2 separate regions of the Homo sapiens genome follow, and region 1 is linked to region 2. A link is a loop called in an ENCODE intact Hi-C map of the cell type or tissue named here. Cell type or tissue: Caco-2. All regions are shown on one strand. Links, peaks and the distances in the headings refer to the core of each region. The heading gives the core; the rest is flanking DNA. Region 1 has its middle 180 kb from the start of LINC00882. Region 2 overlaps LOC101929485 (a long non-coding RNA gene).

Region 1 (8,346 bases), core at 118-8,117, 450 kb after region 2:
ATTGCACCATTGCACTCCAGCCTTGTATGCTCTTGCACTCAAACAAGAAATCTTCATTACTGGATGAAAATCAAATTCCTTTGAGAATAAATTATCTCACCAAGAAGACCATTGGTCTCTCTAGAAAGAAACTTCTAGCAGGCATACCAGCATATCTGTTATGCTTATTTGTCTAAGTCTCTTTGACTCAAGCTAGACCCCAACCACTCAAATAACTGACAAAAGTCTTAGAAATTGTCGCCCAGGTACGAAGAAGCTGAGCACCTGGTTAGGCTTTTGGAAAAAGAATTTTGATGCAACTGGGTTCTTATGGTGACTGTCCCTTCACAGATTTTTTTAATGCAAGTGTCACCAAACCCATTATAAAGACAACCAGTGACCATAATGACATGTTTATGCAGTGTTGCCAACCACTGACTCTTGAATAACCAGATGGGCTCTGTACTGAGGTTCTCCTCTTCTTCCTCCTTTTTATCCTTCTTTTTTTGCCTGTAACTCCAGGGTAGAATTTAGGTGGTAGCTTACATATCATTTCTTCTTTCATTCATTTACTCAGAAAATATTTAAGGAGGGCCTCTTAAGTGCCAAGCTTTGGTTCTAGGTTGCTTGCAAAACATCAGTAAAAAAGACAAAAAGGTCATTGAGCTGATATTCTAAAGGGGGTGGATGAAGGAAAATAGACAATACAAAAATCATTTGCTATGGTTAAAATAATCCAGAGTGATTGGATAAAGAACACCTAGGGGAGTAGCATAGTTCTTTCTGTAGTCTTAGCAGAATCTAACTTCAAAATCAGAACTATTATGCCTCCAGACTTAGCCAATTATTTGCATCATCCTACCCTTTGCAATTTTAGGTGACTGATCTATGTGGGGAATTGTAATATCATTAATAGTTATTCATTTTAAACTCTAAACTCACCACTGCCATGAGACCAATTTAACAGCATGGTATACGTAACGGTACAGTGGGTGAGAAGGGGTACAGGCTTCAAAGTCAAGTACAGGAGGGCTCCAGTCCCTCATCTGCATCTTGCTATCTTGGTGCCCTTGGGCAAGTCACTTGATTTCATGAAACCTCATTTTACTTATCTGCAAGATCACGGTAGGAACACTTAACTCGAAGTTTTGTTATACAGAGCAAAATGATAATAAAATTAAATCACATATGTTTACTTGTTTTGATTGAAGAATCTAAACTCATTAAACTATAAACATGGAATTATTTTCCCATCTTCCCAAATAATACCTATCAAATGTCTCCTTTCACCTTCTTTTTACCTAGGTACAAGCTCCTTATAGATCTCTCACCTCATTCTTATGACATTTCTTCAGTTTGGGTTAAGATTTTCTTATATTTATTTAAACACCTCCCTCTTCCACAAAAGCAGGACACACTACTGACTAGAAGTGTTTGAGGGTAGGGAGGAAGGGGTGTGTTCTCCAGAGAAAGCACTCTCCATCGAAGCTTCAGCAGCAGTGAGAGGAGGCAGGGAGAGAAATAGTTACTGGAGCAACCACGATGGTGGGTGACAGGCCCACCATTCTCTTTCTTTAGGTTGTTGCTATTTTCTCTGTTGAACATTGACTACTTGGCAATTTCACCTTTGAGAGAGTTATCCAAGCATTGGCTCTTTGTACGTTCTTGGAGGGCCTTTTTGGCCTCTCCCACTGCATGTCCCTTGGCTAGGAGACCAGGTTATAGCTAAGGCTATTCCTTCTTGCCTTAACACCAGCTGGAGCAGAAAGGTATCTACAGTACTGCCTAAATCACAGCCACAATTAGTGGTGTTTTTCCAACTCATAGGAAATTCCCATGTTCTTACTAAATATAGGGTTTAAAGCTGAGCCCCTGACATTCCACTCACACCTCTGACATCTCTCTCCTGCCCTTTTATCCAAGCTCAGAATTACCAGATAGTAGGTTAGCTCATGGTTCAGCAGCTTTCAGAAAGGAGAAGGTCATGAGCTGTAGACCTTTTGGAAAGGAAATAATTCAGGCATTCACTACCAACACCCACTCAGAATTCATACATTGAAATCCTAACCACTAATGTGATGGTATTAGGAAGCAGAGCCTTTGGGAAGTGATTGGTCATGAGAGTGCAGCCTCCATGAATGAAACAAGTGCCCTTACAAAAGAGACCAGGGAGAGCTCTCTCACCCTCCTTCCATCATGTGCACATACAAAGAAGTCAGCAGTCTAGACCCCGGAAGAGGGCCTCCACCAGATACTGATCATGTTGCCACCCTGATCTCAAACTTCCAGCCTCTAGAACTGTGAAAAATAAATAAGCCACCTAGTCTATGGTATTTTGTTATAGCAACTCAAACTGACTCAGAGATCTACTTAATACACCAATGTCAAAATCTATTTCTGAGGCTTAAGACACATCTCACCACTCCTAACATTAATGTCAAAATCCTTATACCAGGGCCTGTCAGTCACCACAGAATCTGATCCAGACCACAACTCCAGCTCTGTCCCATGCCATTCCCACCCCTTGCTGCCTGTATTCCTGCCCCACTATCTTCTTTAAGATCATCAAACTGCCAGGCTACTCTTCATCTCAGTATAAAAATAGACAAAGAGTCTTCAAGACAGAATTCTGAGGAACACCAATATTTTACTGTAGATTAAAAGAAGGAGAAGACAGTAAAGAAAACAGAAGTATCCAGTGAAGTAGAAAAAAAAAAACAGAAAATATGTTATGGCAGAAGCAAAATAACGAATGCATTTCTAAGTAAAATAAGTGGTTTACCTAATTAAATGCTGCTAAATGAAGCCCAAGAATTTGACCAGCTAGAAGAGACTGGAGACCTTGAAATAAATGTTCTGGTAGAGAGATGAGGTCAGAAGGTAGATTGAAGTACCATAAAGATGAGTGGGAGGGAAAGAATGAGATAATCTTATTTGATAGCAGGAGTAATATTTATTAGCACTTAAATTATTTTAATTTAAAGTGGCTTTAACTCTTTGCCAAGCACTATGCTAAGCACTTTGCAAGCATTTTCTCATTAAGTCCTCACTTAACACTATTTGGCAAGGAAACTAAAATTTAGAGGGACTAAATAAATTGCACAACCACACAGCTAAAAAGCTGTGGGAGACTGAATAATGGCCCCCAAATATATCCAGGTCCTAATCCCTGGAACTCGTAGTGTTACTTTATATTAAAAAAAAAAAAAAGGCTTTACCGATGTGATTAAGGATCTTGAAATGGAAACATTAACTTGGGTTATCAAGGTGGGCCCTAAATATGCTCAAAAGTGTCCCAAGAGGGAGGCAGAAGGAGATTTGACACAAAAGAGAGAAGACAATGTCATGGCCTCAGCAGAGAGGGAGATTTGAAGATGCTACAGTGCTGGCTTTGAAGGATGGGGTGGGGAGCAAAAGAATGCAAGGAATGCAATTCTAAAAGTTGGAAAAGGCGAGGAAACAGATACACTTAGAGCCTTCATAGGGAGGACAGCTCTGAAATTAAGATATCTTAACTTCAGCCCAGGAAATGGGTTTCAGAATTCTGACCTCCAGAACTAAAAAATAATAAATGCCTGTTGCTTTAAGCCACCAAATTTGGATTATTTGTTACAGAAACCACTGGAAACTAATATAGAAGTGATCATAATTCGATCTCCAATATAGTTCTACAACAAATCTAAGGGTCACACATATGGAAGGAAAACACAGAAAGGGCAGGAGGAAAAAGAAAGAGATAGAGAAGAATACAGAACAGAGAATTGAAGGGAAGAGGAAGAGAGGGGAGGGGAAAAAGTGTGAGGAGTTGCGAACAGGAGCAGAGAGAATAAGACCCCAAACATTGTTAAAGTCCATGGCAACTTCATCTTAAGGACTATTATCCCCACCTGAGTCAGAATGAGTTGGCATTGGCCCATAGCTACAAGTTATCTCCAGGGGGTAAAATTCCAGTGCAGAATAACCTATAAATACTGTGGCATCGCAGCTAGAGAGAAAACAGATTGATGTAGTCCTAGTTTGGAGGTCAATTGGCTCAGTAACTGTTAGAAGCAGCCAACAGTTAAAGACACAAATATTACACGGTTGGAGATAAAGTTCCAAAAAGAACAAATTGATTCATTTTGTACCACGAACTCAACTCAAAGTAAAGCCCTACTTCGCTTTTTAAGATATATTTTGTAAGGTTTTCATTTTTTGTTTTATGTTATTATCCTGTTATGACTTATTAATGGCTATCATTTGCTATAGTGAAATCGTATTGAGACTTTTCACTCAAATGCTCTAAATAATTAATCTATTTTCAAGAACGCTTTATAAATGCATTGTTATTTAATTATCTTATTTAATTTCATGTTTAAATAATGCTCTGGTATATATGAATCAATGGCCACATCTTAAAAGACATACCTGTATCCAATATTCAATAAAAGAAAAGGAAATTTAGCAGGAAAATGAATGATTTGTGTGTCTAACACCACCATTTAAACAACCTGAAACTCACGGCAACATTTGTCCCTTAGGTTCAAGGATGTATCCGAGGGTAGTCATGAAAATTCAATTCTTAACGCTGACTTGCTGTGCTCTCACAGGATTCTTTTCCTAGTTAGAGTTACAACATTTTTCCTTAGGAAATGAGACAATGCATTTTGAAGTTCTCTAAGGTTAGGAAGAGATTAGGGAAGAAACATTTGCAGTCCATATATAGATTCTAAATACCCATAGAATGATGATTTTCCTAATTTTCTAACAAATATTTCTTATATTATGGAGCTAAAAGCTACATTTTTAAGGGAGAATTGAGAATAAGGAGAAATGGTAAGGTACATTTGTGGGAAGAAACGCATTTAATTCAGTCTCTCCCTTTCAAAAACAGAAAGGGAAACAGCAATCAACACAACATATGGAGTATCTGTTTTTCGATAAAAATGCCAGGTAAAGAGGTCTTATTTAAATCCACACAGACAGTATTATCCTCCCCTTCTGAAGATTGTTTTTCCCCAGGCACAAAAGGTCAGGCATATTGTTGAGTCTGTTACCCAAAGACCCGAGTAACAGTGACATCTAGTGGTGCACGGTGATATAGGACGTAGAAACGCAAACGCTTGCTGAGAGCCCAGAGCAAAAAACCCTAGAAGGAAGCTGCTAAATTTAAAGTTTCCTGATTTCTGTGGCAACAAAATTGTATTCTAATGTAATCAGTTACTCCTGTCTCACAGGGAATGATATTGTTCTGGGTCAACATTTGGGACATGGAAAAGTCACTTCGTATTCACTGCTGGGGAAATGAGGAAACCTATAGTCAAATCCCACCACTTTGGTTTTGGAATTGGAAATGTAACAATATTGCTGGGATTTTTTTTTAAAGAGCATCATCAATCTGACCACAAAAGGTTATGCTCCTCAGACAGGAGAAAGGCAACTGAATACGCTTGTAAATGCCAATCCTAAAAATCTATCCAAAGATATTAAATTTCTCATTTTTAAATTTTATTTCTCTACAGACTATTTTCTCGTGTCTAAAAAAGAGGCCATCTCAGGCCGCTCTGTAGCAGCTCAAACTCTGGCACTCAGCCCATTGCCTTAGACCTACTGGCTACACCGTTCTGCCCTTCTCTGCTGCAGGTGCCAGCCACAGCATCCTTTTGTCTGGTTGCCAAATCAGTAATCTCTCTTGGCATCTGCCTTTTCTACCCCCTTCCCCCATTCTCCCCCTCCATCAAGAAATCTAATTCCAAGTTGGCAGGCAGAAGGTCAGAAATCTTTGAAAGCCTCAGCTTCCACCGCCCACTCTCGAGTCTCGCCTCTGTGCATTCTGCCAAATGCCAACTTGCTTTTCTCCCTCCTCCATAACATCCTGTATCTCTGGAACGCTGAGGTTGTCACCTGAATCTTGCCCTCACATCTGCTTCCTTCCCCTCCCTCGGCAGCAGGGCCCTCTTTCATTAGTAACATCCTGCCGCGTCTCCCCAAGGCTCAGCACATCTTGTCATCCGTCCCTGGCATACACAGTCTCTTCCTAGTTATCAACTTTGGGACTCGCCTCCATCAGAGGTATCTGGAGACCAGAGCTGGCCCAGAGCAACTGGGGAAGGCAAGCTGACGGCCCCCTGAAATCCACATAATTGCATCTTTGAAAAGTGGGCCACATGACAGCAAAGAACTGAAAACTAGTGTGACAGAGAAGACAAAAGACAAAAATCACACCCAACTCCAATAGATGACAGTTTTGTTTCTTTGTTTACATTTTGAAGTGACATGTTCAGGGAGACTTTAGAATAGTCTTTTAGGGAAAAAAAATTAATATCTTGCATGATTTGTTCACTATGAAAGAATTTTTTAAAACACATGCACTAGGAATTTTATATCATTTTTTAGTTTTAAAAAGATGACCATGTCAGTGTTTCATTTTGAAGCTACGAATTGCATATAAATTATATCAACAAAAATAGGATTCTCATCTCAATTGTTTCTAACCTCTTGTAACCACTGTGCCATCCTTATTGCTTCTCTCTAAAAATAGCAAAGTCGGAGCTAACTTAAAAAGAAGTAATAAGAAAAAGACAGCAGTAGAAAAGCTGAAAAGAAATTAAAGGCAAGTATTACCTCTCATAAATATCCACTAAGCAGAAGCTGAACAAATTAACTTCAAAACCATTGAAACTAGGGAAATACCCTCTTGCAGCAAGTCAGAAGATGAAAAAAATCACTAGTAAGAAAACGTGAAGTTAGATAAAGTCTTTTTTTTTTTTGAGATGGAGTCTCACTCTTGTCACCCAGGCTGGAGTGCAAAGGCGTGATCTCAGCTCACTGCAACCTCCGCCTCCTAGGTTCAAGTGATTCTCTTGCCTTAGCCTCCCAAGTAGCTGGGTTAACAGGCGTCCGCCACCACGCCTGGCTAATTTTTGTATTTTTGTAGAGACAGGGTTGCACCATGTTGGCCAGAATGGTCTTGAACTCCTGACCTCAGATGATCCACCCGCCTCGGCCTCCCAAAGTGCTGGGATTACAGGCGTGAGCCACCGTGCCCGGCCATAGATAAAAGTCTTTAAAATGCACTTTAGAGATATTATTACTGCCGTGTTGCTCTGTTTCACATGTAGCATAGTGTTAAGACTCTTCACAAAATTGTTTAAACTGGGTTATTATATGAAAATCATTTAGAGCCACCTAATTCTTTAACTTATGATGAAACAGAAGTCCAAAGATTAAGTTTTGTTTTGTTTTGTTTTTTTTGCAATAGCAAAGCAGAAACCAGAACCTAACTTTCCAATTCCCAATCCTGTATTATATGCACACCTATGTAGCATTTTTAAATATTAAAAAATATGATTGCATTGAATAGATGATTTCTGCCTTACTCAATTTTCCATTTCTAAAATAAACATGATTGCAATCATGAAATCCTAACTATTCACCACTAAATCAATGAAATCCTATGATTTGGCACAGGATTGGAACAAAAGATAAAATAAGCCCTTTAGAAAAAGCCCTTAAAATGTCGAAATCGCATCATATCAGACAACACTCTTTCCCAGAGTGTATAAAAGGAAAAACAAAAGAATATAGACTCAGACTAAGCTGAAGAACCAAATCTGGAAAGAGTGACATTGATTTCAAGGATCAGACTTCATATATTGAGGGTCCATGTGGGTGGAAGTGTTGGGCAAGCACACTGTGTTTGGAACTACCTTTAAACTCACCATGTTTTATTTGTGTTACTAAGACATTCAGGTTGTGTATTAGTCTGTTCTCACAGACTATACAGAACCACCTGAGACTGGGTAATTTGTAAAGAAAGGAGGTTTAATTGATTCACAGTTCCACAGACTGTACAGGAGGCATGGCTGGGGAGGCCTCAGGAAACTTACAATCATGGCAGAAGGGCAAACGGGAAGCAAGCACCTCTTCACATAACAGCAGGAGAGACAGCGCACGAAGACTGGGGGGTGCTACACACTTTTCAAACAACCAGCTCTTGTGAGAACTCTATCACAAGACAGCACTAGGGTGATGGTGCTAAACCATTAGAAACCACCCCCGTGATCCAATCACCTCCCACCAGGCCCCACCTCCAACACTCGAGATCACAATTCAACATGAGATTTGAGTGGGAACACAGAGCCAAAGCATATCAGTTTGGGATGACAGAAAGCCAGTATGTCAGCCAAAAACTAATGCTAAAGAGAAAAGTGCAAGGAATGAACAGCCTTCTGCTAGTTGAAAGAACAATGAAAGGTTTTGCCGTCTTCTATAACTTGAGTGATAGATTGATGGTGAGTGCTTGCCTATGGCAACAGCTCTCAAACACATTTTACATTATTCTTTTGAAAGTGGTATATCGAAATAATTTCCTAACCCCGAAACAAA
Region 2 (8,346 bases), core at 299-8,298:
TAACTAGTTTATGCATGTGGTAAGCATTCATTGAATCTTTGTTGATGATGTGAATGAATGAATAAATGAATGAATGAGGAAGAGGAGTGTGGTATGAAATTGCAGAGTGAGATCTCTGCAATTTCAATTGTTAAATATCAATTTTCATGAATCCTGTGTCAGAGACTAAAAATTCCGCACACAATAAAGATGATCTTAATACAAAACAATTCAAATTCATCTGAACAATGAAAGTAAATAGTTTTGGTTTTTTTTTTTTGACTATATGTTGCAAGGAAGTCAGTCAGGTTGCGAGGAAGTCAGTCAGGATTTAAAGTGTCTTCCTTGCAACAGAAATTGATTTCAATGCTGATGGTTCTGTGATGTAGTGGAATTAAAAATATTTAACCACTAGTAGGAAATATTTTGGAGGATACAATTTTCAACAAGTGGCCACATGTAACAAAAGACCATGTGAGGATATCCCCTGGGGAAATAACTACCTATAGGAGGACACCAAACCTCAGGGTGCCAACAGGACGTTAATCATTTGCCTGTTTCCCTTTTCAGAGTTGAGGTCTGCTCTAGACAGAGGAATTACTTCTAGTGATGGTGGTCATTTCACAGGAGTCATGTATGGTAGGTTCTTTGGCTAGCTCATTGACCAGAGGGTACCAGAACAGCTCACTAAAAGTATTCACTTAAGTTACTGTAGGGCTAGGCCAGTGGAGGCAGGGCTATTTGAAGGGTTTGGTCAATGTTTATTTACCAACCAGAATAAAAGAATTTCAATATTTTGAACAACCAATATAAATGATATCATTATGTATCAGCTTAATATGAGTCATATGATCTGTTTGGGTGATTATATACATTTGACAAGTATTGAGTTAAACATGGTTTTTTACTATGGAAATTTTCAGAGCTCTAAATTTAGCAGTGTGCGTTCTGACTCTTTAAGAAAAATAGGCGGTACCTAGTTTTTTTTTCGACTTACTTGGACGTGGAACCCTTTTTCTATAGATTACATCTTGGGATTGTTTTTGTTTAAAACTGTGTTAATAAATTCTGTACAGAGTCTATGAAATATTCAAAGTAATTAGTGTTGTAACAACCCTAAAATTGCAGTAACTTACAGTGACTTAAGGCAAACATTTACTTCCACCTCTCATTACAGTCCAAGATGGGGTTGGGTTGCTCTTCTGGATAGCAGTCTTTCAAATAGTTGTTCAGGGATGTGGACCTTTCTGTCAATTTTTTTTCCACTGGAGCAACCTTCACCAAAGGTGGAGTCATGTCCTTAATGTGCCTTAAACATCTCTCATAATAAACAGAATAATTTAAAGTCAAATTGACCCCCATTCCTAGTTATTCCCCCCCCAAAAAAAAAATCCTCTTTGTAAAGAATTTTGCATTTAAGCAAAACGGTGAAGAAGTCTTTAAAGGGAGAGGAAAGTTCTTTAAACTATACAATGTAAACTTTAAAACATATGTGTGTGCATATATATATATATATATGTAATAGCTATACTAGCTATACACAGATACAAAACATATACGGTTAAAATAAAGTTATTGTTTTAGGAGAGAGAATTTTAAGGAAGAAGTCAGCTTCTAATAGGAAGAAGAGGACATATATATATGTCCTATTCTGCTTTTTATTATGACATATTAAGCTCAAGATATTTTACAAACACAAATAGCTCAAAATTTATTTGTTATAAAGAAAATAAATTACAAATAGGCTCTTGTCATAAACATTTATATATGTGTGTGTGTGTGTATATATATATATATAGAGAGAGAGAGAGAGAGAGAGAGATATGTCTTTGGCATAAAAATGTAACGAATATGCAGAGACTTGCAAAACAGTTATGAGGATTTTCATTTTATACAAGAATAAACACTTTCTGTAAAAGAAATGTAAAACCTTATAAATTGAAAACATAATCATCTTACTACCTCCATATCTACTTTGATCTTTGCACCCTAAATAACATTCTTTCCAAGGTTTCAATGACATGTATGTGCATGTACATTTTAAAACCTAAACCTACTTAAAAGAAGTGTTCTACAAACAAAACCATTATATATTTCAGATTTAATTTCCTATGCATTTTAATAATGTTGTACTCTATATCAAGCTACCCTTCAGAGAATAACTTGTTTGCAGTGAAAAAGAAAGGCAAATTTTCCTGCTAATAAAATCATGTAGTGTAAATTGCTCCACCCTCCTTCCAAACTGTGAGAGCCTCTGGGTAGTTAAACTACTCTAAAGATCATTTTTGGTAAACAACTATTATCTCCTCAAGCTGACACCAAAGGACTCTTGAAGTCAGCAAACAATCTAGTCATCTGGATGGGAAGCTGAAACCAGTTAGCAAAAGAAATAAGTCTTCAGGTCAACAGAAGCTCACTGGGATTAGAAGAAACTAATTTATTTGAAAGCAAGAAGGTGACACCTGAGTCAGGAGGAGATTAAACCTAGACTTGGAACTGAGTTGGTTATTATACGGGACAAATACTCTTCCTAATGTGACCCTATGTAACAAACTTTAGCATCACGTACCTCCAAGGCACACAATGTATTGTATGCAACAAGACTGTCGTGTTGTACATGACTTACTTTTACCTGTGACACATGAGAGAAAGAGGTGGGAGTCAGACTTTTAGGGCTGCGATGGGCCTAGTTTTTCAGAGAGTCACATGAAGCAGGAAGAAACTGACTTTGGCCACTATTAGGCTATTCTTTCCTAGTTATCTTGAGAACATGCAATGGCCTCCTTCTCAAGCGTGTCTCCATGCAGATAGTAATGACTGTCATAGTTGAGTAAGAGGAGATTCTGAAAGGGACATACGCTTCCCTCCCTAAATTCTTTAGCTATATGCTTTGAGGAAATATGGAATAGATTTTTTAAAACCACCAATAGGCTGGGCATGGTGGCTCACACCTGTAACCTCAACACTTGGGGAGTCCAAGGCAGGTGGATCACTTGAGGTCAGGAGTTCGAGATCAGCCTGGCCAACAAGGCAAAACACAGTCTACTAAAAATACAAAAAAAAAAAAAAAAAAATTTGCCGGGTGTGGTGGTGTGTGCCTGTAATTCCAGCCACTTGGGAGGCTGAGGCAAGAGAATCGACTGAACCCGGGAGGCAGAGATTGCAGTGAGCCCAGATCATGCTACTGCACTCCAGCCTGGATAAGAGTGAGACTCCATCTCAAAAACAAAAATAAAAACAAACAAACAAAAAACTCACCAATAATGGAAACAATAATTATGGACCAAGCATATTGTACAAGAGCCTCTGGTTATTATTGCTCTGAGTATCTTGGTCACACATAACTGATTCGTTGTCAATGCTTTTAATGGATAGCTTCTTTTACTTGAATGCTTCATATCAAATATTGGTATCTCTTTAAATTTTTTTTTTTGGTTGCTTTTACCTTTGCTTGTTATTCTTCCATCCTGCCTCAAAGCAACTGGAACATGGATTATACAGATAAGCAGGGTTTTTGCTCGACTATTTTAAATTCGATTTATGAAGGTAGCTTATATTCTCATTGTCCTTGTTTTGTTTAATCCTGTTTGTCTCCCCTCATTACGTCCAAATGAACATACTCTATTTAAATCAGTGCTTGTGAATCAGAATGTCTTTTCAATAGTTAGAAACCGATGTTGTCACCGGTTTCGGCAAAAATAAGCATGAAAAGGAAAAGAGTGTGTTCAAATGTAGGGTTTGAATGAGCTATCTGCTGTTTTACAAACTTCATTTCTGGCATTAGTTTTAACAAGTTATGAAATTTGAACCCACTACAACTTCTGGATGAGGACTGATAACCAGGACAGGACAAAGACGAGTCACTTCTCCTCTTTCTTCTGGTGGGTTCTGCAGAGAATATTTTTAACCTCTCTCTGAAAATATGAACTTTTGAATAGTTATTTTCCACTCCATTCCTGCCCATTGAAAGTTGACAAGTTGCTGGTAACACACTGAATTTTTTAAAGCCCAAGAACTGAGAGGAGTTGAGCAAATCACCAGTGCCCCCTAGTGTCTGGAATAAACAGCCTCTTGGAAATCACAGTCAGCTGCAGTAGCCTTGCTCATGCAGCTGCTGGAGTCTTTTGTTAGAAGAAATGTGGTTTGTTTTCATTATGTCTTGGTATCCAAAGAGTTTCAGCTTTTCTCATAAATTCTTTGGAAACAGAAATGCTGCATTTTTCAGTTCAGGCGATATTTATTCCATAGTTATCTCTAAAAGTACAATGAAATGCAATTATATTCTTGAAGGGAGTGAGAATAGAAATATTATTTTTTAAAAAATAGAAACAATTTCAGCAAGTTCATTTCTATATTTAAAGTGTAATGCCACAAAGTTGATATAGATCTACTCTTTATATCTGGGCATGTGTGTGTGTATATATGTGTGTGTGTTTTAAATTTGCCTCTAAGTAGATGTGAATGTGACCTGTTTTTACCAATAGGATAATTAATTCAATCTCTAAAAATCTACAGAAGAGGAGACAAGTTATCCTTCTTGTCCTGGAGGGAAAATAAATAAGACATTTTCAAGGGATTCCACAGGCAAAACCATCTGTTGAAAATCACTCTGAATATAGAAGGTGGTAATTCTTGATCTCAAGGGATATAGCTAAAGGATGGAGATGGACTCTTTTTAAAGGTGATACCTCTTCCTAGAGGTTCCTAGAGACCTGAAGCATGGTATGTTGCTGCTTCCTACCAGTCATACATAGGCACCCACCCTCTCCAGCACCCACCCAGGGACTGCGTCTCAAGGGGCTCTGCAGATTCTGTGACAGCCAATCACACCTGGACTGCTGCAGAGGAAGCAATAGTCCTTGAGGTGTTGTGTTCCAAGGACAGCAATAAGAATGAATAAATGTCAGGAGGAGGATGACTCATAAACTCATATGAAAACATTTAAATTTGTTTAGTTTGGCCAGAGAGAAGATAATAATCGTGAGCAAATATATGAAGCATAGAGAAGTTGTTTTAAATGGTGTAAATAAAGGTTGAAGGGGAAATTGAACTGACAAATGTAGAGTGATTTTCTGAAAATATTTTCTAACCTGAAGTTTAGGCAATTATGAAAGTGTTAACAAGGAGGATGAGAAGTGTAAATTCCAGGATCTAAATTCCAAGTCAGATGGCAGCAAGAATCGTTGTGTTCAAAGGTGCTTTGTAAATGCTTGAGGATGCAACATGACTGTCTAGAATGGACAGAGTTTTAACAGCTGAATTAAATAAATAGTCCTCATTTACATTTTTAATATAAACCATTCTGTCTGCACTGGAGTTTCTATCTGCTATTTGTTTCATTTTCCATCACCCTTTTCTCTTTACATGTTTTACCTCATTGGAATACCCTGTCCTTGTCCAAATGATTCATTCTACATGTTCATTTTTTCCACAGAAATTTTTCTTCCTGCTCTATGTCTGTGGTCCTCTATGCCAGTATTTTCAGTGTCCTTAGAGAATAGTATAGATAGCTTATAGGTTATGACAGCAGCATAAGCAGCGAACTGCTTAGCTTTGAATAGTTCTGTAAAGTCAGGTACATCACTCAACTTTGCTGTGTTTCAGGGACTAAAATGAGAAAAATCATTGAAAAGTTGTGAGAATTAAATGACTTAACACAGCCACTTAGAACAATGTGTTGCATATAAGAAGTACCATTAAAATGTAAACTATTTTTTACTTAATTATTTTTACTACAATAACACATTTTACATTGTGATTGTGTGTGTATATATAAAATTAAGCAAAAATGTCCTTGTGTAATTACCTTATAGTGTGTAATGCATCCTATACTGTTCTTATATATTTCCTAAAAAACCTGTGAGCATGACCCACTAAAAATTGTTATGTGTTGTTATTGTTTCTTGACCCAAAGTTTGATAAACAAGTCTTAGGATATAAGTCTTAGGCTAAAAAGGTTTCTGGGATATAATAGGGAAATAAGGTACCCAGATATCATACTGGGCATGTCTAACAAATCTCAAGGCTCTGGAATTTCTTTTTAACATTTTACATTAACTGTGTAGCACTAAGTCTTATTGTGGGCACAGAATTTTTTTTTTATTTTACTGTTGATAGTAACAATAACAGCAACAATAAAACTGTCATCTTGCCAGAGTTTCCACATCCTAAGATAAGCAAATGACAGAAGGTTCTACTACCCTGCAAAAGGTTATTTTAGAAGAAGTAAGCATGTGGCTCCAGAACATTAGTAGTGCCAAGCAGATTTAGTTAACTTAAGAGCACTTAGTGGTTGCTCAAGAGGTAGGTTGTCATTTCTTTCCCTTCTTTCCTCCAAAACAATAAGACAACTGAAATGAAGATCCCTATGACTCTGTGTGTATGTATGATACTAGAGTTATAATATTCAGTAAAGATAAACATTGCTTAATAAAACATATATTTTTTAAATATACATTTATATGTGTATAAACAATAAAAATTTATTTCTTACTCTATGGCTGAATCTCAAGAGGGTTACTCAGAGGTTAAATTCAACTAGTAACTAAACTGTCTTTTCTTTCCCATTAATTTCTCTTATTCTTTCCAAATTAATTTAAAAAAATTCAACAATAATATTCTAAAAGAATGGGGGTGTAGAATGGGGGTGTGCCTGCAATCAAACAAGGAAGACTCAATGTGATAGTAACACTAATAAACAAAAATTGGTCCTGATAAATGTGGCCATTGGTACCCTGCAGAAGCTTTCCCCAGCTTATGGGATTTCCTGGAGTTCAGGGAGGAGACTGCTCTTAGGGAAGCCACTTTCTGAAAAGCCTGAGTTTACAGTCTGCCAACCCTAGACAAAGTCCCTGCTCTCAAAGATTCGCCACGAGGTCCACAAAACTCTGGACAAGAAGGGAACAAGATGAATAAGGGACAATTCATGTAGGAACAAGTTAACTACAAAACATGCTCCTCAAAAGCTATCATTATTTTCACTGTCCCCTGCCCTCCAGACACAAATATAATTTCATTCCATAGATGCAACTCTCTGCTGACTGTGTATACCTCAATGACTATCATTTTCCAATCAGAATAGAGCATTTTCCTGTCCTTTCCTAGAAATGTATCTCCTTTGTTTGGTGTTGCAGACTCCAATAAGATGTGATTTTCAGATATGATCCCATTGGCCCTTAAAGATCTGTCTGATATACTAATTATTACCATGTTATTCAAATATTCTCTTGCCAGTGACTGTCACTGATATATCTTGCTTTATAACTGAAAAAATGGCTTTCATCTTCTAAGAAGATAATCTAATAAAACCCTAAAAAACAGCTAACCTGCAAGAATTGATATGTTGATGTCATGATATGTTCAAATTCTAAATCTAAGCATGAGATTGGGGTTTAAATAAAAATTTGTGAGTTTACCCAGGCCAAACAGGTATTGGTAAATTAATTTTGTATTTTGAAATTTTGGACAGCATGTTTATTGGTCAGAGTAACTTGTTCCTTGACAAATAACAATTGCCAGATATCAATGGCTTAACACACCAAAACTTGATTTCTTCGTCATACAATGTGGTCAACGTGGGTTTTTCAGAGATCTCTGCTCATCATAGTTGTTTGGGAATCAACTATCTATCTCAATACACATTCACATGATTACCAGAGCCACAGGAAAGAGACCATATCAAATTGCTTAACAAAAGGACACCTAGAAGCATATGTCACTTCCACTCATATTTATTAACCGAAGAAAGTCAAAGTGTCACACCTCACTTCAGGAGGATGAGACAGTGCAAAAACTGTCTGGAAGGAAAATGGGAAATATTTAGTAAATAACCCAAAAGGAAAAAACTATCTGCCTGGAAGGAAAATGGGAAATATTTAGTAAATAACCCAAAAAACTACCATTTTTCTCACTTTTCATATTTACTTGGTGACCAAGTATATTAGTCCACTCTCACATTGCTATAAAGAACTACCTGAGACTGGGTAATTTATAAAGAAAAGAGGTTAATTTGGCTCAGAGATCTGCAAACTGTACAGGAAGCATGGCTGGGGAGGCCTCAGGAAACTTACAACCATGGTGGAAGGCAGAAAGGGAAGCAAGTACATCTTCACATGGCCAGCAGGAGAGTGAAGACGGAAGTGCTACACACTTTTAAACTGCTAGATCTCACTCACTATCACAAAAAAAGCAAGGCGGAAATCTGCTCCCATGATCCAATCACCTCCCCACAGGTCCCTCTCCCAACATTGGGGATTACAATTCAACATAAGACTTGGGTGGAGACACATGGCCAAACCCTATCACCAAGAGTTGTTCATTGAAATCTCATTTCAGTTTCTAGTTTCCATTCATTAGTTGACTTAGTTT

What was found. Peaks named below come from ENCODE experiments on the same cell type or tissue, not always from the same donor. Only the 100,000 strongest peaks of a DNase experiment are listed, where the experiment ranks them.
Region 1: it touches region 2 in a loop (10-fold over the local background); 20 of 110 quality-filtered maps call a loop at or near these places.

What each region holds. Positions count from the first base shown.
Region 1 is chr3:107,059,605-107,067,950 of GRCh38, forward strand. No RefSeq gene overlaps it. Among named protein-coding and RNA genes, the nearest start is that of LINC00882, 180 kb to the right of the region's middle. In Caco-2, for the core only: a CTCF peak has its summit at 5,060 (motif pointing left); a DNase peak (open chromatin) is centred at 5,027.
Region 2 is chr3:106,605,872-106,614,217 of GRCh38, forward strand. All of the region lies in intron 2 of LOC101929485 (a long non-coding RNA gene), which reads right to left. Among named protein-coding and RNA genes, the nearest start is that of LINC00882, 630 kb to the right of the region's middle. In Caco-2, for the core only: a CTCF peak has its summit at 4,031 (motif pointing left); a DNase peak (open chromatin) is centred at 4,040.